3 separate regions of the Homo sapiens genome follow, and all the other regions are linked to region 1. The links are chromatin loops, found by intact Hi-C in ENCODE. Cell type or tissue: heart left ventricle. All regions are shown on one strand. Region 1 has its middle 210 kb from the start of UGT8. Region 2 has its middle 33 kb from the start of CAMK2D. Region 3 has its middle 10 kb from the start of CAMK2D.

Region 1 (8,000 bases):
TAGATTTTAGTATTATATTCTAATATGCATCAAAAATTTTCAGGTACATTTATTTAATAGAATGGTTATTCTATGCTCCTTAGTAATTCATTATTAACTTGTTTTTATTTTACAACATCCTGATCAAAACAATGTGTTAAATTAGGGAGTTATGTAGAATTGTCTTAAGAGAATAGGAGAGGTATATTTTAAAACCAGGAAAGAATCAAGAATCAAAATGAGCATTTGGTACCGCCAAGGAAAGAGACGGAGAATGGAGTGACATGATGAGTGCCCTTGGCAGCCCCTAGGATCAGGCGCACAAGCATCCCTTGAGTGGGGATTGCAGCAAATGAGAGAAGAAAATTTGCCCAAGGAGAAGTGTATGAAAATTATGAAAATAGCTCTTCTTTTGCAACTCTGCTTAAGGCTTTTTTCAGCAGGGTGAATTATAGTGCCTAAATTTAAAAAATGAACATCCGTATTTATGTTTAATTAATTTTTTCTTATCTTGCCTACCATGGTAAATGTTAGTAGCCTATATTAGAAAATACGTTACTTGAGACTAGAGATTTTATCTATTTTGATCTTTGCTATTTTCCCTGCGCCTATAATCGTGCTTAGCACTTAGATATTATTCAGTAAATGTGAGTACAATTTGCATAATATTATATTATCTATAAATACATTTAACTGGGAGGGCAAAGACTTTAATACTTAGCAAGAGCCTACAAAAGACCAAAAGAAAGAATGGTGCCTTCATTAGACCAGGATGCCCTGGATGCATTAGGATGCATTAGGGGTATTAGGATGTATTAGGGATGTCACACATCTCTGAGGATCTGAACTGCAGATCTGATGAAGGTATCAGCATTGATCCATATGTCAAAGAGTAGAAAACATTAATTTATTCCTCATTTTAGGAAAAATTAAATATGAATAGAAGTTCCAACGTTTTCCATACCCTAGTCAATGTTTTTGTACTCAACTTACCATTGTTCTAATATGCACATATATTTTTCTTAGCATGTTTATATCAGTGCATATTTTATTATTGTATTTTAAATTAACATTTAAAAAGCAAGTAGTTCTTACACACTAAGATTACTATAACATAGATGTTCAAAATGTAAATCTCAGAAAATAACTTTTATTTATTTATTTATTTGAGATGGGGTCTGTATATATTGCCCAGGATGATCTCAAAATCTTGGGCTGAAAACATCTTACTGCCTCAGTCAGCCTCCAAAATACCCGGGATTACAGGTGCAAACCACCACACCCAACTCCACAGAAAATAACTTTAGAAATATGTATAGAAATTAATCTTGTGAGGCTTCATGCAGATTTGATTCTGTGTTTACAATAGGAAACTTCTTATATTATGGCTGAAGAAATTACAAACTTAACCCTAGGGGGTGGCCAAGAAATTGAACTGTAGAACATTTGAAAATAAGGGTCTAAAATATATTTTATATTCAGTAAAGAAAATTCTTTAATAAAGTAAAATATTTAAAATGGCATGTGTAAGGAAAATGGATGTGCTACAGTTGAGAGTAGGCTGAGGCAGACATCTGGTCCAACATGACTTAGTAAGTTTGGAGTGCAGGTGCACAATACTGCTTATTGTGTAACCATTCCTGTGAGCTAGTGCTTGTCTCTGAGCCACTATTATCTGTAAGTAGTATAACTGCCCTGCCACCTCTGTCATGCAGGAGGAGGGAAAGAGAATAAAGCTGCTAACACTGTGAGTGCATGTGCACATTAGAGAGCTAGCCGCCTTGCAGGCAGACAGAGAGAGAGCCGGCCACCTTGCAGGTGGACAAAGAGAGAAAGTCATCTGCTGTGCAGGTGGACGGAGAGAGAGAGCTGACTGCCTTGCAGGCAGACAGAGGGGAGCCAAGAAATGGCGTGTGTGTCAGGGAGTGCAGCTGCAGGCATGGGGGTGGCAGGAGCCACGGAGCCAGCTGCTGAGAGGGGCTGCAGCCGGAGCGGGCAGCCAAGACAGACTGATGGAGAGATACAGCATAATAAAGCCACATTTCACCTGCTTACGGGCCCCAGGTGTTCTTTGAGCTACCTGCCACCAGTCTGCCTACTCCCCTCAGACCTCAGCTTGCGCTGGACCCTGACCCTTGGCATGATAGCATGCAATTTATTTTACCTTTTTTTTTTTTTTTGGTGTTTTCTACTGCTTCAATTGGTAAGGATTTGTAGAGCTTTGTAGTAAGCCCATTTAAGTTGGCTTATGATTATTATATAAACTTACATTTAAAATCAGGTCTATTATTTAAGACATTATAATTTGGGGCAAATTTCTTAACCTCCCTAAGCCCTGATTTCCTATTCTGTAAAATAGAAATACAAAAAAAAATAAGTTATTAATACCAACTATGAACTGAGATAACACAAAGAAATTATCTAGTGCAGTGCCTAACTCTGACTCCCTTGTCTTCTTGTTGATTCTGAAGGTCTGTTTGCCTTATGACCTATTCCTTGTCCTTTCCCTGATTTCCTCTATGTGAAAAGATGCTGACTCCTGCAGGTTGTGTTTCTTAGGCTCCTGTAACAGCTGGCTTTCAGCTGGGGCTGGTCAATGGCAGGAGGCACTAGTAGAAGATTGGAAGGTGAAAAGAAGAGAGGTGCACCAATATCTCAGCTTGTGTGTCTGGCAGCTGCTAGCTCACCCAGTGGTTTCAGTGCCCATGGATAGGCTTTTGTGTTTCCAACTTCTGCTGCTGTGTGACTCCAGCTCCTGTATTCTGGTAAAATTCACTTCCCATGATCTCAAGATTCCCTCTGACCAGAGCGTAGATGAAGCTAGTTCTAGTTCTATAATTCTTCCTGCATCTGCTGCTCAGAGTTGCCTTGCCACCTTCCACTCAGCTTCTCTGCTTTTCCATCATCTATAGAACAAAATTCTTATGTTGAAGTCCCTGTATCTTAAAATCTCCAATGCTTTGTGTTTTCAAGTTAGACCTAGTATTAGTTTTCTACTGCTGTGTACCAAATTACTCAAAATAAGCAGCTTAAAAGTACACCCATTTATTATCTCACAGTTCTGTAGGTCAAAATTCCATGAGGACTCAACTGGGTTCCCTGGTTAGGGTCTCACAAGCACACAATTATGGTGCCAGCTAGGGCTGGAATCTTGACACTCTGGAAAAGAATCTACTTAATTTATTGAGGTTGAAGGCAGAATTCCATTATTTGCAGCTATAGGTGTTTTCTTGCTGGCTGTCAGCTGAGGGCTGCTCCCAGTCCCTAAAGGTCGTCTGTTACCCTCGCCACATGGACTTTTTAACAATGGAGAACATTCCTCACATGGAATCCTTCTCACCCTTTGAAAATCTCTGATGTCCTCTTCTGTCCACAGCTGGAGGAAATTATTCTCCTTCAAAGAGCTTATGCGTTTAAGTTAAACCCACTTGGATAATCTCCACTGATTAGTAACATCAATTACATCTGCAAAATCTCTTTTGCCTCCTAAGGTAATATAATCATGGGAGTAATGCTGGGGAAGAAGGTCACTGTAGATAGAATTCTGTCTTCCACAGGCCTTAAGTGATCCAACACTTCTGGCGCTAGCCAGGTTTGTGTCCTTGAGCTAATCATTTAACCTTCAAAGACCTTAGATTCTTCATTTATAAAACATTTATAAATAAGAGGGCTAGGCATACTGATTGCTAATGTTCTAGTTCTATAATTCTACCATTTTGTCATCTGAGACCAACATTACTTGGGCTAACAGGAAGAATGGTGTGGGGTTTTGCTATCTTCTCTTGTGCCCATCCCCTTTCACTGGGGAGTATTTAGATTTCATTTGGAAAAATAGAAACTTGTGTTTTGCCAGAAACATTTCTTAAGTTTAGTCACAGTGAAAATACCTATATTTCATTGTATTAAACTTCAATATTTAGGAGTGAGTTGCTACTTCTTTTGGCGGTGCCAGTTGTGCCGAAAGTTTTGACTTGGGTCAGTAAGCCCCACCTCAGTTCTCAGAGTGATGATGCTCTGGTATGAGGTGAGCTGGATAGAGAATATAGAAGGGCTAATCCCAGAGGGTTAGAGGAGAACTCAACCTAGTAAGAGCCTCAGATGATATAACAGTCCTGGCATCTCGGACATATTACATAACATCTCTGAACTTCAGTTATATCTTCTGTAGAATGAAGAAATTCACCAGGGGACTTTTAGGGTCCTTCGGGTTTTAACAATAGATAACCCTTCTCTATAATACCGCCTTGGCTGTAATAAAAACACAGTAACCATATGTACAATGAAATTGTAAGTTTGTTAAATTCTCAGGTGGAATGAACACTGAATACTTTAAACACTCACATAAAAAATTTTCATTAAAATATTTCAGTGTATAGTTTTTGGATGTTATAATTCATGACCGTAAACCACTCCCTTCCACCTCCATAGATCTATTCCTTCTGGATTAATATACATATATAGTATGCCCTTATAAAAGTGAAAAAAACGAAAAATAAATAACAGCATATCAACATCTGGCAGTCACATAGTGCCCTCTTCTGGCTAATGATCAAACCACAACTTTTCTCTGTGCTATGACATTATCTGGATATTTGCATGTTATTTTACATCTTTTCCACACATTTACTTTGTGCTATCTGTTTCAATAATTCTTAATGTTTAATTGTTATCAGTTTTAATAATCATTGTGTTTTATTGATGCTGTACGCATTCACCTGTTTAGCAACTTAGTTTAATAAACACAGGTAATCTATAAGGTTTTTTTTTTTTTCCTCTGCAAAATTTTAGACTATAATCCAGTTGGGGTATTTTTACTGATAAAATTAACCAGATTGCTACATTTACATTGAATTTTTAAAAAGACAGTGATAAACACGTTCTACAACACAGTATATTTATAATTAATATTTCAGTTTCTGCCTCTACATACGTATGGGAGTTAACTAAATCATTTCCGTTCCCCTCTAACTAGGATAAACCACACTGTGATATTATTTTCCCATTCTTGTTATTATAGTTTTTACCCAAGTATTTCCATTCTATATTATATATTTGATCATAAAGGGATTTAGAAATGAAATATAAAGCCAAGAATAATAATGAGTCTATTTGGTTTTAATGAAATAACTGTGATTTGGGGAGGTAATTTAATGACTTTGCCTAATGTCTCCATTTACAACAGTGATTATCAACCCTTAGGACCACATGAAGATCACTTGGGGATGTAGTGGGAAGAGTAAATTTTCTCCAATAGCAACACGTGTGATGTTCTCCAGACATATTGAGACCCTTTGATAGCCTTATACTTAATGACTACATATTCTATCACCTAAATCAGGACACTTTTGAGTGTGAAAGAGTCATTATTAAACAATAATTATTACTGAGAATTACTTATGCCAGGGTACTGGCCAAACTGGGGCTACTGTAGGCAAAGCAGAAGTCGAATCAACATAATTTTGTTACAAAATGTATTCAGTAGAGTATGGAAAACTGAACAAATTCTGTTTTTACTTCTACTTTCAATGGCAGTTCTCATCTTCTATTTACAATTTTCTGTTGTAAGGCAAACAGAAACCATGTTAAACCTTTACTCACCTTGGAGCCAGATGACCTAGTTTCAAATCATAACAAATTACTTAGCTTTTCTGTGTCTCAGTTCCCTCATCTGTAAGATGGGAATATTATTAGTAATTAGCTTATAGGAGTGTTTCAAGTACTAGAGAGTTAATAATGACTGAGTAAATATGTTGGTTATGTTTAGAATAGTATCTGGAGCATAGTAAACGCTACTATTAATAATGAAATTATTAGTTTTTGAGAATGAATACTAATTTGTTTGAGGTTTTATAAAGCGATGATAATTTCAGAGGTTATATTTATCTCAGGAAAGCAACATGTAGTAGGCAGCTTCTCAGATGGCCCTGAGTTCCTCCTTGTGCTCACGCTGCAGTACGTTCTTCTCCCTTTGAGTGCGGCCTAGACCTAGTGACTCATTTCTAATTAACAGAACAAACGACGAAAGTGATGAGATGTCACCTCTGTGAGGAGCTATAAAAAGACTGACTTCCATGTTGCTCTTCCTCCCTTATTTTTCTTTCTCTCTTGTATCCTTGCTCTGAGACAAGCAAAATGCCATGATGTGGACAGTCGTATGGAGAGGCCAACGTGGTAAGGAACTGATGATGTCTCTGGCCAAAAGTCAGCGAAGACCTGAGGCCTAGCAATAGCCTTTTCCATTAGCAAATAGTAATTTAAAAATATTCGAAGAATCAAAATGTAAATAGTGGGAAAATGTGATTTCGTCAGTTTCTAGATGCCAAAAAAAAAAAAAATCGTCTATCTCTTCCCATAAAGAAAATCATTGGAATTTCCAAATTAAAAATAGTTTCAGTTGTACTAGGAAACAAAAAGACATTTAATTATAAATGCAGCTTTGATAGAAATTCTAGTATGGAAATTAAACTGACTTTGGGACTGAATGCATTTTAAGAATATAATCTTAACGGTTCATGTCAGTTTACCACTTGGTGGAGCTACAGTGCCAGATAACCCTTAAAACCTGTTCTGTTTTTATGGACGCAATTTTTTTTTTTGAGAAATGTAGATAAAATGCATAATTTTAATCATTATTTAGAAGCGTTTTATTGATTACTCTCCACCCTTACCAAGCAATTTCTGTAACATGTCAAGAAGAATTCTTTACATAATCTTGGGCTGTTAATGGAAGAGTTTGCTTATTTTTATTTTTCATATAGATGATTTAGGAGGATATTCCTTGGGAAATACTTACATATTGGAAAAATATAATCTATTAAAATTTGAAGAATAGTTATCAGGTCTTCTAGATATTTATGTGTGGATATTATGAGAAGGAAAAGTGAGCCTTCCTGTAGAACAAGGCCTATCACAGAATTCCTGAGTCAAGCAGTGGTAGAGAAAGACTGATTTTTGCAAGGAAGAAAGGACAGACAAAAGGTGGAAATGTTGGTCACAGACAAACATAAATTCATTCTCTAATCCTTACAAACGATTAGAATGATTACATTTGGTAAACTCAGGTCTCCAATCCTTTATCTTGAAATTTGGGGGCCAATATGCGTTAGAATTAAGAAATGTTCAGATTTTAAAAGAGGAATACAGTATTTATATCATATATAGCAGTGCATAACATTCTCAGCAATGTCTGAGCTAGCACCCATTCATGTTGTTGAAGGTTAGATTCCACAAGAATCAGACTCTGAAATAGAGGTTCAGAGAAGATGTTTATTAGAATGTACTCTTAGCTCCAGGTAACTTCATGGGAAGATCTCTATTTGATACAGTCCTTTCACATTTTCCTGAACTGGGGTGAGGAACATGAGCCTTCATACCCCCCTGCAATGAGTCACTGGATTCAGGCTGCTGCTGAATAAAAGAAGGCCTTGTTCTGGCATCCCTCCCAGCAGCTGAGGGACTAAATCTTTCATTCCTGCTGTGTGACTTGGACCACTGTCTTTGAGGTTTCTGAGCTTCATGTCTTCAAGCCCTTCTCAGTTAAAGGTTACTAAATTTGTCCATTGACCATCCAAAACTTGGCACAAGGATACTAGGAGATGTCCAAGTGATTAGCAGAGTAGGAAACATATTCCTCCTCGTCCTTTTGTGTCACCTTTCTCCTGGTGAAAAGAGTCGATTCCTACCAATATGCTAACTCCACTTCTTGTCTTCTATTCACTTGCAAGAAGAGCATAAAGCATCCAAGAGGCAACCACTAACTTATAGTTCAGCAGGGCTTTTCTTGTGTGTCCTGGTGAAAATGTTCTCTTGGAATAAGACAACTTAGAGTTGCAAGGAAAAGAAGCACAGAATCACTAAGTGAGTCATTAATAGTGATAATAAAGGGGGTTAATCCTGCTTCTACACTTTGGCTCCAAGACTCATGCATAATACTTACTGAAGACACAGAATCACAAATAAAGGCCTTGGAAACAAGTGGACACTCTGTCCTGGAGGAATGGTATGCACATCTCCTCTGAACT
Region 2 (8,000 bases), 590 kb after region 1:
TAAAATAATTAGGACCACAAATAGACTTTTCATCTCCATGAACTTTTTTATATACCCGCCTATGCTAAGTTTATATAATCTGGAAATACTAATATAAATCATTAAGCTTTAGTTCAGTACCTTTTGACAGCTGATTAAACTTTTCTTTTCCTGAATGATAAAGTAATATTCTATTTATACCCAATTCCTGATGCTATACACTTGTATTTAGAAGAAATATGGTTATATTATTTGAATTTTGCCAAAGTAGAGTTTATTTCTTGGACACAGTATAGTTTATCTAATTTGCAAAAGGAATCCTAGGGAAAGATTAGACTCTAACTAAAGCCTATTAAGAAGTCAAACCTCGACAGCTGGCACATCTGTTCCTGTCTTCCCTTCAACTTCTACAGTCTTCCTTCTTTTAAAAAACTCTGTTTTCTTTATTTCATTGATATAGAAGAGATGTAAATATTTTGAGGGTGCATGTGATAATTTTGTATATTTATTTAATTTGTGAAGATTAGATCAGTGTAATTGATCACCTTAAGTCACCTTAAATACTTGTATTTTCTTGATGCTAGAAACATTTAAATTGTTCTCTTCTAGCTAGTTTGAAATATACAATAGATTATTGTAGAACACAGTCACCCTACTAATCTATCAAAAGCTAGATTTATGTCTTCTATTAAACTATATATTTGTATTCATTAGTCAACCTCTCCTCATCCCCTTCTCCCCTCCCCTTTCTGGCTTCTGGTAATCACCAATTTACTCTCTATCTTCATGAGATCCACTTTTTTAGCTCCCATATATAAATGAAAACATGCAATATATTTGTCTTTCTGTGCTTCACTTACTTAACATAATTATCTCCAGTTTCATTCATGTTGCTGCAAATGACAGGATTTCTTTCCTTTTTAATAGCTGAGTAATATTCCATTGTGTATATATGCCACATTTTTTATTCATCCATTGATGGACACTTAAAGATTGATTTCATATTTTGGCTATTGTAAATAGTGCTTCAATAAATGTGGGAGTGTAGATATCTCTTCAATATATTGATATCCCATCTTTTGGATATATACCCAGAAGTGAAATTGCTGAATCAAATGGTAGTTCTATTTTTTGTTTTTCTGAGGAAACTTTACAGTGTTTTTCATAGTGGCTGTACTAATTTACATTCCCAAAAACAGTGTACATGTGTTCCTTTTTCTCTGCATCCTAGCCAGCATTCATTATTCCCTATATCTTTGATAAAAGGTATTTTAACTGTGGTGAGATGATATCTTATTTTTGGTTTTGAGTTGCATTTCTCTGATGATCAGAGATGTTGAGCACTTTTTCACATACCTCTTGGCCATTTGTATGGCTTCTCTTGAGAAATGTCTATTCAGAAGTTTTGCCTATTGTTTAATTGGATTATTTGGGTTTTTTTCCACTATTGAGTTGTTTGAGCTCCTTATATATTTTGGTTATTAATCTTTTTTCAGATGGGTAGTTTGCAAATATTTTCTTGCATTCTGTGGGTTTTTTACTGTGTTGATGTGTGTGTGATAAGATTTTTAGTTTGATGTAATCCCATCTGCCCATTTTTTGCTTTGGTTGCCTGTGCTTTTGAGGTCTTACACAAAAAACTTTGCCTAGTACAATATCCTGGAGGATTTCCATGATTTCTTCTAGTAGTTTCATAGTTTGATAGGTCTTAGATTTAAGTCTTCAATGCATATTGATTTGATTTTTTGTATGTGGTGAGACATAGGGGTCTAGTTTCATTCTTCTGCATATGATTATCCAGTTTTCCAGCATCATTTATTAAAGAGACTGTCCTTTCCCTATTGTATGTTCTTGGCATCTTTGTAAAAAATGAGTCGGCTGTAAATACATAAATGTATATCTGGGTTCTCCATTATGTTCCATTGGTCTACGTTTCTGTTTTTATGACTGTAAACCATGTTGTTTTGATTACTATAGCTTTGTAGTATATATATATTTTTAATTTTTTTAGTATTTATTGATCATTCTTGGGTGTTTCTCGGAGAGGGGGATTTGGCAGGGTCATAGGACAATAGTGGAGAGAAGGTCCGCAGATAAACATGTGAACAAAGGTCTCTGGTTTTCCTAGGCAGAGGACCCTGCGGCCTTCCGCAGTGTTTGTGTCCCTGGGTACTTGAGATTAGGGAGTGGTGATGACTCTTAACGAGCATGCTGCCTTCAAGCATCTGTTTAACAAAGCACATCTTGCACCGCCCTTAATCCATTTAACCCTGAGTGGACACAGCACATGTTTCAGAGAGCACAGGGTTGGGGGTAAGGTCACAGATCAACAGGATCCCAAGGCAGAAGAATTTTTCTTAGTACAGAACAAAATGGAGTCTCCTATGTCTACTTCTTTCTACACAGACACAGTAACAATTTGATCTCTCTTTCTTTTCCCCACGTTTCCCCCTTTTCTATTCGACAAAACCGCCATCGTCATCATGGCCTGTTCTCAATGAGCTGTTGGGTACACCTCCCAGACGGGGTGGTGCTGGGCAGAGGGGCCCCTCACTTCCCAGATGTGGTGGCCGGGCAGAGGCGCTCCTCAGTTCCCAGATGGGGTCGCCGCCGGGCAGAGGCGCTCCTCACCTCCCAGACGGGGTGGCGGCCGGGTAGAGACGCTCCTCACCTCCCAGACGGGGGTGGCCGGGCAGAGGCGCCCCTCACATCCCAGACGGGGCGGCCAGGCAGAGGCGCTCCCCACATCCCAGATGATGGGCGGCCAGGCAAAGAGGCTCCTCACTTCCTAGACGGGATGACGGCCAGGAAGAGGCGCTCCTCACTTCCCAGACTGGGCTGCCGGGCAGAGGGGCTCCTCACATCCCAGATGATGGGCAGCCAGGCAGAGACGCTCCTCACTTCCCAGATGGGGTGGCGGCTGGGCAGAGGCTGCAATCTCAGCACTTTGGGAGGCCAAGGCAGGTGGCTGGGAGGTGGAGGTTGTAGCCAGCCGAGATCACGCCACTGCACTCCAGCCTGGGCAACATTGAGCACTGAGTGAGCGAGACTCCGTCTGCAATCCCGGGACATCGGGAGGCCGAGGCGGGCAGATCACTCAAGGTCAGGAGCTGGAGACCAGCCCGGCCAACACGGCGAAACCCCGTGTCCACCAAAAAATACAAAAACCAGTCCGGCGTGGCAGCGCGCGCCTGCAATCCCAGGCACTCGGCAGGCTGAGGCAGGAGAATCAGGCAGGCAGGTTGCAGTGAGCTGAGATGGCAGCAGTACAGTCCAGCCTCGGCAACAGAGGGAGACCATGGAAAGCGGGAGACGGAGACGAGGGAGAGGGGGAGAGAGTGGAAAGCGGGAGACGGAGACGAGGGAGAGTGAGAGGGAGAGGGAGCGGGAGAGGGAGCGGGAGAGGGAGAGGGAGAGCGCTTTGTAGTATATTTTTAAGTCAGGTAGTGTGATGCCTCTAGTTTTGTCATTTATTGCTAAGGAATGCTTTGGCTACTTGGCATCTTTTGTGATTCCATAAAAATGTAAGACTGTTTTTCTATTTCTGTGAAAAATGTCAGTGGTATTTTAATAGGAATTGCACTGAATCTGCAAATTGCTTTGAATTATATTGCCAACTTAACAATATTAATTCTTCCAATCCATGAGCATGGAATATCTTTCCTTTTTTTGTATCCTCTTCAACTTAACTCATCAGTATTTTATATATTTCTTGTGTAGGTGTTTCACTTCTTGGTTAAATTGATTCCTAAGTATTTTGTAGCTATTGTAAATGGAATTATTTATTGGTTTTCACTGTTTCTTGGTGGAATCTTTAGGCTTTTTAAAGTACAATTTTATGTTATCTACGAACAAGGCTAATTGGACTTTTTTTTTTTCCATTTTGGACGCCCTTCATTTTATTTGCCTAATTGCTCTGGTCAGGATTTTCAGTATTATGTTGAATAAAGGTGATGAAAGTGGGCATACTTGTCTTGTTATAGATCTTAGAGGAAAGGCTTTCAATTGTTCCGCATTCAGTCTGATGTTAGCTGTGGATTTGCCATGTTTGGACTTTATTAATTTAAGGTATGTTTCCTTTCTATCCAGATTGTATGGGGTTTTTTCCTAAAGAAATGTCCAATTTTACAAAATGCTTTTGCAGCATCTATTAACATCATTATATGATTCTTTTTTTTTTTTTTTTTTTTTCCTGAGACAGAGTCTCACTCTGTTGCCCAGGCTGGAGTGCAGTTGTGCAATCTCAGTTCACTGCAACCTCCACCTCCCGGGTTTAAACAATTCTCCTGCCTCAGCCTCCTGAGTAGCTGGGACTACAGGCGCCCGCCACCACGCCTGGCTAATTTTTGTATTTTTAGTAGAGATGGGGTTTCACCTTATTGGGCAGGCTGATCTCGAACTCCTGACCTTGTGATCCGCCCACCTCGGCCTCCCAAAGTGCTGGGATTACAGGCTGAGCCACTGCGCCCAGCCCAATTATTTGTTCTTGATTCTGCTTCTGTGATGTATCATGTTTCTTGATTTTTGTGTGTTGAACTATCCTTGCAACTCTGGAATGAATCTGACTTAATCATGGTAAAACAGCTTTTTAATGTGTTTTGGAGTTTGTTTTGCTTTGTTAAGAATTTTTGCATCTATGTTCTTCAGTGATACTGGCCTGTAGTTTTCTTTTGTTGTTGTGTCCTTGTCTCGCTTTAGTATTAGGGTAATGATGGCTTCATAGCATAAGTTTTTGGAAGTATCCCTCTTCTTAAGTTTTCTTGAAGAATTTGAGTAGAATTTGTATTAGTTCTTCTTTAAACATTTGGTAGAATTTATGAGTAAAGCCATCAGGTCCCAGGCTTTTCTTTCATGGGAGGCTTTTTTTTTTTAATGGCTTTAATCTCATTACTCACTGTTTGTTTGTTGAAGTTTTCTATTTCATGATTCAATCTTGGTAGGTTGTATATGTCCAGATATTTATCCATTTCTTCTGAGTCTTCATATTTGTTGGTATAAATTCTTTCATAATAGTCTCTAAAAATTCTTTATATTTCTAGGTCTACGTTGTTCTGTCTTCTTTTTAATTTCTGAATTTTTTTTGAGTCTTCTCTTTTTTTTCTTAGTTGGTCTAGCAAAAGTTTTCTCAATTTTATCTTTTTAAAAAACCACCTTTTGTTTTGTTGATTTTGGGGGGTTTGTAGTCTCAATTTCATTTATTTCTGCTCCGATCTTTATTATTTCTTTCCTTCTACTATTGTTGGATTTGACTTCTTGCCTTTCTAGGTCTTTGAGGTGCATCATCGGATTGTTTATTTGAAGTCTTTCTACTTTTTTTATATAGGCATTTATTGCTATAAACTTGTCTCTTTGCACTGCATTTATTGTATCCCAGAGATTTTAGTATGTTGTGTTTCCATTCTCATTTGTTTCAAGAAAATTTTAAATTTTCTTCTTAATTTTGTCATTGACCCATTGGCGATTCAGGAACATATTGTTTAATTTTCATGTGTTTGTGTAGTTTCTGAGGTTCCTCTTGTTGATTTCTAGTTTTATTCCATTGTGGTCAGGAAAAGATAGTTGTTGTGATTTCTACTTTTCTGAATATGTTAAGACTTTTTTGTGGACTAAGATTTGGTCTATTCTGGAAAATGTTCCATGTGCTTATGAAAAGAATGTGTATTCTGCAGCAGTTGGGTGAAATGTCCTCTAAATGTTAGTTAGAACTATTTGATCTAGTGTGTGGTTTAACTCTGATGTTTCTTTGTTGATTTTCTGTCTGGATGATCTGTCCATTACTGAGAATGATGTGCTGAAGTCCCATACTATGATTGTATTGCAGTCTATCCCTGCCTTTAAATCTATTAATGTTTACTTTATATATTTGGTAGCACCAGTGTTTGGTACGTGGATATTTATAAGTCTTATATTCTTTTGCTAAATTAATCCCTTTATCATTATCTACTGACCTTCTTAGTCTGTTTTGACAGTCTCTGATTTGTAGTCTATTTTATCTGATACATGTACAGCTACTCCTGCTCTTTTTTGGTTTTCAGTTGCCTGGAATATCTTTTTCCACTCCTTCACTTTAAGTCTGTGTGTGTCTTTATAGGTGAAGTGGGTTTCCTATAGGCAGCATATAATTGGGTCTTATTTATTTATTCATTGGGCCACTGTGTTTCTCTTAACTGAAGAATTGAGTCCATTTACATTGTGTTATTACTGATAGGTGAGGACTTAGTACTGCCATTTTGTTGCTTGTTTTCTGGGTGATTTGTAACTCCTTTCTTCTCTGCTTTTTTGTTAAGTGCTTTTCTCTGGTAGCATGTTTTAATTTACTGCTTTTTACATTTAGTGAATAAATATAGGTTTACATTGTGGTTACCATGAGGGTTACAAAAAACATCATATAGGTATGACTATTTTAAATAGTTGACAACTTATCTTAGAGCTCAATGAAAAAAATAGAAACAAACAAAAAGTGGAAAAATCTCTAAACTTTAACTCCATCCCCTCTACCCCAATTTTGGCTTTCTGTTGTCTCAATGTGCATATTTTATATGTCATATATCTTGACAGGTTGTTGTAGTCATCATTGTTTTAAATAGATTTGTCTTTTGGGCTTCATACTAGAGTTATGAATGAATTGCACCTGACAATTACAGTATTAGAGTATTCTGGGTTTTTCTGTACTTAGTTTTACCAGTGAGTTTTATACCTTCATTTTTTTTTATTTTTGTATGTTAGTTTTCTTTTTCTTTCAGATTGAAGAACACCCTTTAGCATTTCTTGTAAGATGAGTCTGGTGGTGGTGAATTCTCCCACCTTTTGTTTGTCTGGTAAAAACTTTATCTCTCCTTCATATTTAAAGGATAACTTAGCTGAATACAGTATTCTTGAATGGCAGAGTTTTTTTTTTTTTTTGCTTTCAACACTTTGAAAATGTCATCTCCCTCCCCACTGGCCTGTATGGTTTCCATTGAGAAGTTGATTGCCACACCAATTAGAGCTCTGTTATATGTTATTTGCTTCTTTTCTCTTGCTGCTTTCTGGATCCTCACTTTGTTCTTGACAAAGAGGTTGATTATTATATGCCTTGAGGTAGTTTTATTTGGGTTGCATCTGTTTAATGTTCTCTGGCTTTCCTGTACCTGGATATTTATCTTTTTCTCAAGATTTGAAAAGTTTTCCGTTATTCTTTCTTTGAATAAGCTTTCTACCCCTTGCTCTTGCTCAAGTCTATCTTGAATGCTGATTGTTCTTAGATTTAGTATTTTGAGGTAATTTTCTTTTTCTATCATCTTTTTCTTTTCTTTTTTACAGGGTCTTGCTCTAACACCTAGGCTGGATTGCAGTGGTTCAATTATCACTCACTGCAGCCTTGACTTCCTAGGCTCAAGCGAGTTGATGTCATTTTTTATATCTTACAGGCAATCTTTGTTTCTTTTCATTCTTTTTTTTTTCTCTTTTCACTATATATTTTCAAATAGCTTATCTTCTAGCTCACTGATTCTTTCCTCTGATTCATTGCACTGTTGAGAGCCTCCAGTGAATTTTTCAACTCAGCAAATGTATTTCTCAGTTTCAAGATTTCTGTTTGATTTTCATCCTATTACTTCAATCTCTTCGTTAAATTTCTTTAATTACTGAATTGCTTTTTTCAGGGGAAAGTCATAGCCCCCTGCTTGCTGTTGTTTCTTGTGTATGTACATCTATGTATTTGCATTGAAAAGTTGGTTATTTATTCCAGTCTTCTTTGTCTGGCTTGCTTTGGTTTTTATTGGATATGTTTCCTTAGGCAGTCTTTATAATTTATTAGATTATTTTCTTTTTGTCCCCCAGGTTGCTGCCTCCTTTTCAACACTAAATGACACCTTCTGCCCAGGTTTGCCTCAATTCTAGTAAGCAATCACCACCCATCCCATATGGGAGAGATCCCAAATGGGATATCCTGGTAGTGTGGGATGGCTTTCTAGGGGTTCATGCTCAGGGTACCTGTGGAACAAACCTCCTACAGCATAGGGCTGCTGAACAGCCACTCT
Region 3 (8,000 bases), 620 kb after region 1:
GTCTTTGTCACCAGTTTCTGGCACTCAGCTTCTAAAACCCTTGAAATCTCAGGAGTTGTCTCTTTTGTAAGCTAATGAGATGACTGGTGGCTGTGGTCCCCCAGATAGGATGGGTTCTGGTCACTGGAAAAGCTAAAGCATGAATAGAGGGTTAGAAACTTCAGCCCCTCCCCTCACTCCAGGGAGAGGAGAGGGAGCTAAAGACTGAATTAATCAATATGGCCTGATTTAATAAATCATTCCTCCATAACTGAAAACCTCCATAAACAACTCTAAATGATGGGTTTTGGGGAACAGCCAGGTTGATGCACACTTAAATTTGGTCCATGTGCTGGGAGGTAGCACACCCCCAATTCCATGGAACAGAAGCTCCTGCATTGGGAACCATTCTGGGCCTCTTCACCTGGCTGTTCATTTGCATTCTTTAATAAGGACACCCTCCGTAACCACATATAAGTGGGAAGGAATAAATCCTAATTGGAGTTGAAAGAGATACTTTTAGTACAGAATTATAGGATTTGGAAATTGCTAGAAATGACAAACAAGGAAACATCAGTCACACATTATTACTCCAAGGATTGTAAACTCCTATCTCTTATAATAAAATGGCCAACTGTTTTCCTGGGTTTTGTGAGTGTTTCTAACAAATTATCAAACCTGTGGAGGGGAATATGGGAACCCCTCCCCATAATTTATAGCCAGCTGGTTATACATACATGTGGCAACCTGGGACTTGGGACAGAAGTCCGAAGTGGGGACAGTTTTGTGGAGCTGAGCCCTTAACCTGCAGAGTCTGTGCTAACATTTGGTGACTTCATGTTGGAATTGAATTGAGTCAAAACAGTTCAGAAGTGGTAACTGGCTATGCAGATTTCTATAGATTCACATGAGGTTGAGGCTTAACTCAGTTGGCTGGATTTGATCATTGGGAGTCCTTGGTCATAAGCAGGATCCTCAGAGTAGACGGATGGAAGCCAGACCGCACAGACTTAAACAGAGGGCCGTGATAGCTATTGACAGAATCCACATGAACGTTAATCCTTCCTTCACATTTCTGAAAATATCCACATTCTGACCTTGCCAGCCTGTTGGAAGAGCCTAAAGATCAGGAAGCAGATCTTGGAAATGGGATAAGGATTTGAGATGGGGCTTGGGGGTGAAGCCAGGAGAAAGGCATTAAGAAAATGAGTTTTCTTAGCTGGGCGTGGTGGTGCATGCCTGCAGTCCCAGCTACTCAGGAGGCTGAGGCAGGAGAATTGCTTGAACCCAGGAGGTGGAGGTTGCAGCAAGCCGAGATTGTGCCACTGCACTCCAGCCTGGGTGACAGAGTGACACTCTGTATCAAAAAGAAAAAAGAAAATGAGTTTGTCTCTAGTTGCTGGGATATGCAGTGAGGATTTAGGAAGTTTATCATTCCTTTCCCCTCCTTACAACTTAGTCTAGATTTGCAGACCATTACTTGAATTATCTTAATATAAAATAGAATACTAAATTGGGGTATGGAGGTACCAGAACCAGGGAGAGGTAAAAACTAAAGGTGATCCCTAAAAGGAAGAGAGGAAAGACGGGCTTAGCCAAACTTCTATAGCAGGACATATTATAGTAACTACAGAAGTAGTGTGTTTAGAAAACAAGTCACCAATCTCTCTGGAAAAGCAGTGCTGACTGGCTGATATTATTTGACACTTAGGGACTAGGGTTGCTAATTAGCAAAGAAGGAAATTCAACTGATTTTCCTCAGAAAACAAATTACTTCTACAGTCCATTTGCTCACTTCACACTGCTCTTCCCCTTAAAAATCAGCCAAACTTAAATAGCTAAATATTTTCAGCATTGCCCATCTGAAAAGTATAGATATCTATGAGTATCTAGCTGTGGCATAGGAAATGAATAAAAATATGGAAGGTAATATGCAGTGATTAAAAATACAAGCTTTGGGGCTCAGCCTACCTGAATTTGCTTCCTTACTCAGTCACTTCCTTTGAACACACATGACTGTGCCCGTTTCCTCATCTATAAAATGAGGATAATAGACAACTATCTCAGAAGGTTCTGAGTCATATAGCAAACACCCAACAAATGTTACCCGTTACTATTATCTTAGATATTCTTGAGTATTAAATTTGAATTGACCCATATTTTCAGTGAGAAAGTTATTTAAACATTTTGTACCCACGTTTTCTCATTCATAAAATGAAAAATATTATATATCTTACCAGATTACTGTGAAACTAGGCCATGCAAAGAAGTTATTCCTGGTCCCTATCCTATTTCCCCATCACCAAATCTCAATCACAGAGCTTACAAATTCCGCACTTCTGATTCTGGAATCTACATTCTAATACACAAATATACGTAAATTCAGAAGTTGTATTTCTTTGTAGTACTCCTTGCTTTTTACTGTACAAGTAAAATATATTCAATGAAGGAAAATTTTAGGCAGGGCGCAGTGGCTCACCCCCGTAATCCCAGATGTGTTCGGAATTGGTGGGTTCTTGGTCTCACTGACTTCAAGAATGAAGCCACAGACTCCAGCAGTGAGTGTTAAAGTTCTAAAACATAGTGTGTCCGGAGTTTCTTCTTACGGGTGGGTTCGTGGTCCGGCTGACTTCAGGAGTGAAGCTGCGGACATTGGTGGTGTGTGTTACAGCTCTTAAAGGCGGCGCATCTGGAGTTGTTCGTTCCTTCCTGTGGGTTCGTGGTCTCGCTGGCCTCAAAAGCGAGGCTGCAGACCTTCTAAGTGTTACAGCTCATAAAGGCAGCACATACCCAAAGAGTGAACAGCAACAAGATTTATTGCGAAGAGCAAAACAACAGCTTACCCAGCACTGAAGGCGACCTGAGCGGGTTACCTTTGTTTGCTTGGGCAGCCTGCTTTTATTCCTTTATCTGACCCCACCCACATCCTGCTGATTGGTCCATTTTACAGAGAGCTGATTGACCCATTTTACAGAGAGCTGATTGGCCCATTTTGACAGGGTGCTGATTGGTGCATTTACAATCCTTTAGCTAGACACAAAAGTTCTCCAAGTCCCCACCAGCTTAGCTAGACACAGAGCACTGATTGGCACATTTACAAACCTTGAGCTAGACACAGGGTGCTGATTCGTGCATTTACAATCCTTCAGCTAGACATAAAAGTTCTCCAAGTGCCCACCTGACTCAGGAGCCCAGCTGGCTTCACCTAGTGAATCCCAATCCCGGCGGCGTGGAGCTGCCAGCCAGTCCCCCACTGCACACCCAGCACTCCCTGCACTCCTCAGCCTTTGGGCAGTCTATGGGACTGGGTACGGAGGAACAGGGGGCAGTGCCTGTCAGGGAGGCTGGGGGAGCGCCAAAGCCCACGGGGTCAGGGGGAGGGCAGGGGGCTCAGGCATGGCAGGCTGCAGGTCCCAAGCCCTGCCCCGCGGGGAGGTGCCCGAGGCCCAGCGAGAATTCGAGTGAGGCACCAGCAGGCTGGCCGTGCTGTGGGACCCGGTGCACCCTCTGTAGGTGCTGGCCCGGGTGCTAAGCCCCTCACGCCAGCTGCTCCAAGTGCAGGGCCCGTTGAGTCCGCACCCACCCGGAGCCCACCCGGAACTCATGCTGGCCCGTGAGTGCCGCAGCCCGGGTTCCGCCAGCGCCTCTCCCTCCACACCTCCCCGCAACCAGAGAGAGCCGGCTCTGGCCTTGGCCAGCCCAGAGAGGGGCTCCCATGGTGCAGTGGCAGGCTGAAGGGCTCCTCAAGCATGGCCAGAGCGGACGCCAAGGCTGAGGAGGCGCCCAGAGCGAGCGAGGGCTGCTAGCACGTTGTCACCTCTCACCAGCACTTTGGGAGGCTGAGGTGGACAGATCATGAGGTCAAGAGATCGAGACCATCCTGGCTAACACAGTGAAACCCCATTTCTACTAAAAATACAAAAAAATTAGCCAGATGTGGAGGCAGGCGCCTGTAGTCCCAGCTACTTGGGAGGCTGAGGCAGGAGAATGGTGTGAACCCAGGGGACAGAGCTTGCAGTGAGCCAAGATAGTGCCACTGCACTCCAGCCTGGGTGACACAGCAAGACTCTGTCTCCAAAAAAAAAAGAAAAAAAAATTAAAATTCTGGGCCCAGTGCAGTAGCTCAGCCCTGCAATCCCAGCACTTTGGGAGGCTGAGCTCAGTAAGAGGATTGCTTGAGCCCAGGAGTTCGAGACCAGCCTAGGCAACATAGGGAGAAAAATACAAAAAATAAAAACATTAGCCAGGTCCGTTGTGGTGCACACTTGTGGTCCCAGCTACTCAGGAGGCTGAGGTGGGTGGATTGCTTGAGTCCAGGTGATTGAGGCTGCAGTGAGCCATGATTGTGGCACTCTGCATTCAGGCCTGGGCAACAGAGACAGAGTGTGTTTCAAAAAAAAAAAAAATTCTAAAAAAATTATTCTTATTTCCACCTCCATAGGAGGTAATCATAATTAAAAATAGTTTTACTTAGAGAACTGAATATCTATCCATCATCTATCCATGTAAACAACCAAACACAAAACTGAGGTTAAAATATGTAAACTTTTCAATAACTTTAATTTTATTAATATATTGTGACACTTTTCTATCACAATACTTCCCTACAGCATAATTCAATGCAATAATAGCTTTATATATTTTATGGTATGACTATCCCAGTGTTTCTGAACTTCCTATGTTTACATTAACTCCCCAAAATATCTTTAAACAATCTGTTAATAAAGTGCTGCAAATAGGATACCGTCTTGTTAGAATCCTAGTGCTTTAGAAGGAAACTAGAGGTGAGATATTTATAGCATTTAAAGTCTGGCCTCAAGTGGCTTAATAAAGTCTTTCTCAAAGGGGCATTGATTGAGAATTGGGCAAAGTTCATGATCTACTAGTTTAAAATTGGTGGAAACAGTAAAGTAAGTCTTTATAACTAAACTGTTAAGCAAGCTACTTGACCAGGTGACAGGGTCCTCTCTCTAATAACTTGGTCTGATGGAATTGCCTGAAGCAAACAGTAATTCATTGATTTGTGGTTTTATATTTCCTGAGCAGAATTTAAAAACAAAAAGACCCCAGTCATACCAACATAAGTGCTCTACAGTTTTATCTAATTTATATTAACACAGAAGTTATCAATTGTCAATTTTAAAAAATTTTTTACTATTTATTTTCCAAATATATTTTAAATATTCATTGATTTATATTTTTACTACCACCACCTAAAGTCTAGCTATCACTTTTCCTTACCTTGCCTTTTAAAGTCACTGCTGATAGGGAAAATTCATTTTCCACCAGATAGTGATAATGAACTCTATCATATAGACATGTCACACCCATTCTTAAATCCTTTCAGTGTTTGCACAGTTCTTCGCCTAATTTTAAGTGCCCCATGAGACACTCTTCTGCCCAATTCTATAGAATCATTTCCCTTACTACACTCTTACCACATCAGACCCACTTGGTTCCTTGAATTTGTCCTGTTTCATCTACTAGAATGCTTTTCCCTGTACTTTCTCTTTAATTTAGTTATTAATATTAACTATTTAACTATTATAAACAAAATAATAGGATCCTTTGGATCTCATTTTGCTCATACATTCTCAGAAAAACCTGTGCCTACTCCACCAAGACAAATAATACACATTCTCCGTATTCTTCCTTTATATTACTTAATTTTTTAATGAGTAATTGGTTTAATGCCTATTTGTCCCACTGAAAAATAAACCCTATAAAAGTGGAGACACTATTTTTTCCACATTATATTCTCAGAGCACCTGGTCTAACACACACACACACACACACACACACACACACCAACTTATAGAATAAATGTTGCAAAATTAATTACAACAGTCTTCATATTTAAGCTGTAGGGGTCCTTCATTTTGTTTTCTATTACTATGTTGTTTGACAACCCACCATAATTACCTCTACCTTCAAAAACACCTTTTCACTCTTAAGTTGATAGCACTTTTTCCTTGTTAAACAAACCAAGCAGTTGTGAAAAAGAGGTGTTGTTCACATACGAGTTACTAATTGAGGCTCTTTTTTTTTTTTAACCACTGATAAATGAAACAGAAAAACATTAAAAATGGGAGAGCTTTAAGGATAAAGATGCATCACCTTTTTCAGTGGTATTGTCATAACTTTCAGAACCTTTAAAAATCTGTTTTCCTCATTGAATGGAAATCATGTGTGGGGGAAGTGGGGGAAGAAGGCGGGGAAAATAGGAACAAGAATGTAGTGTTTTTTTTTTTAATTATTTAACTATAAAGATACTTGTTCTGGTTGGAGTTGGGCCATTCTACAACACAGCTAACTCTCAATTACCACACTCATGGACACAGGCACAATAGACAAAAATAAAATATGGCCTTAATGCAAATCACATATTTTCATTTAATCGTAATTTTATTCTTAAGGTTTAAATTACAATAAATATTTGTATAGCGCTTTTGATTTTAAAAATTTGTTTCCATACTTTGTTTTAGATAGGGGAGGATAAATTACAGAAACAAATAGAATCCTCAAAATTCGGTTCCTTAAAGAACAGGAAGTTTATTTCTTTGGTCAGGGCAAGGGTTCCATATTAGCAGCAGCTCTGTTGTATGAAGTCTTTCAGGGCCCCAGGCTGACAGTGGTTCTGCAATCTTCAATATGATACTTATAAGATTGCCCTAGGAATTGCCATCCCAGTCGTTCAGAGACTGAAGAACATTAGAGAACATTCCAGAACATGAACCAGGTCTGGAAGCGGCATATATCACTTTTGCTCCATTTCTTTGCCAAAAAATTAATCTCAAAACAGGAAAATCTGGTATTCTAGCTATGTATTCAGCCCAAACCTTGTTTGTGTAGTAAGATGGAACAGACCTTGGTGGTTAGGTTTAGCCACATGTGTTAAGTCATTAGGCAAACAGATTTTTAAAACTTCTTTCTGCTTTTTGAAGGAATGAATCAACAAGTCTAAGCCAACTCTAGGAAACAAAAAAGCAGGAGAATAAGAAATAACAGGGCCCTTGACTATGTAGGAAATGAATAAGTAGCACCTGAATAATAATAAATTAGCACTGGTCGAGGTGGCTCACGCCTGTAATCCCAGCACTTTGGGAGGCTCGAGGCTGGCGAATCACCTGATGTCAGGAGTTCAAGACCAGCCTGGCCAACGTGGTGAAACCCCATCTCTACTAAAAATACAAAATGTAGCCGAGGGTAGTGGTGGGCGCCTGTAATCCCAGCTACTCGGGAGGCTGAGGCAGAAGAATCGCTTGAACCTGGGACTTGGAGGTTGTAGTGAGCCAAGATCGTGCCATTGCACTCCAGGAGAGAGTGAGACTCCATCTCAATAATAATAATAATAATAAATTGGCTGGACATCTCATTACGTAAATGAGACAGAGTACTATAATTCTGTAGGTTTGGTGATAATAGATTAAAAATATATTCTAAAGTCTATTTTGATTATAGTTTGTATTAGCTACCCGCTACATAGCATGTAGTGAATCCTTGGTATTGGCCCCTACATGATGAAAAAATAATTTTCGACTTTTGACCAAGGTAATTTAAAGGCTAAGCCATTGGCTTTTAGGAAAAGTTAACTTTTAAACACCAAGATTGTTGAGATAAATGCTACCCTCCTCTAAAGCTACATGAATCAAGAGAAGAGTACTGTTAAAGGAATTGACAAAGTGATAAACTGAACGTAATGAAGAGTAATGAAATAATCCAATGTAAATGAATATATGATTTTTTTTAAAGGTCTTTCAGGCCAGGCACAGTAGCTCACGCCTGTAATCCGTGCACTTTGGGAGGCCAAAGATTGCCTGAGCTCAGGAGTTTGAGACCGGCCTGGGCAACATGGTGAAAGCCTGTCTCTACTGAAATACAAAAAGTTGGACATAGTGGTGCATGCCTGTAGTTCCAGCTACTCAGGAGACTGAGGCACGAGAATTGCTTGAATCCAGGAGGTGGAGGTTGCAGTGAGCTGAGATCGCACCACTGCACTCCAGCGCCTAGGAAGCAGAGTG

What was found. A loop is a pair of places that touch in the nucleus more often than their neighbours do. Peaks named below come from ENCODE experiments on the same cell type or tissue, not always from the same donor. Only the 100,000 strongest peaks of a DNase experiment are listed, where the experiment ranks them.
Region 2: it touches region 1 in a loop (5-fold over the local background); 36 of 110 quality-filtered maps call a loop at or near these places.
Region 3: a loop joins it to region 1, with 4 times the contacts of the local background. A loop is called at or near these places in 46 of 110 quality-filtered maps.

What each region holds. Positions count from the first base shown.
Region 1 is chr4:114,383,342-114,391,341 of GRCh38, reverse strand. No RefSeq gene overlaps it. Among named protein-coding and RNA genes, the nearest start is that of UGT8, 210 kb to the left of the region's middle. In heart left ventricle, CTCF peaks have their summits at 4,518 (motif pointing left) and 6,499 (motif pointing right); no DNase peak of the experiment used is centred here.
Region 2 is chr4:113,791,225-113,799,224 of GRCh38, reverse strand. No RefSeq gene overlaps it. Among named protein-coding and RNA genes, the nearest start is that of CAMK2D, 33 kb to the right of the region's middle. In heart left ventricle, no CTCF peak of the experiment used is centred here; a DNase peak (open chromatin) is centred at 3,044.
Region 3 is chr4:113,767,965-113,775,964 of GRCh38, reverse strand. No RefSeq gene overlaps it. Among named protein-coding and RNA genes, the nearest start is that of CAMK2D, 10 kb to the right of the region's middle. In heart left ventricle, no CTCF peak of the experiment used is centred here; a DNase peak (open chromatin) is centred at 3,484.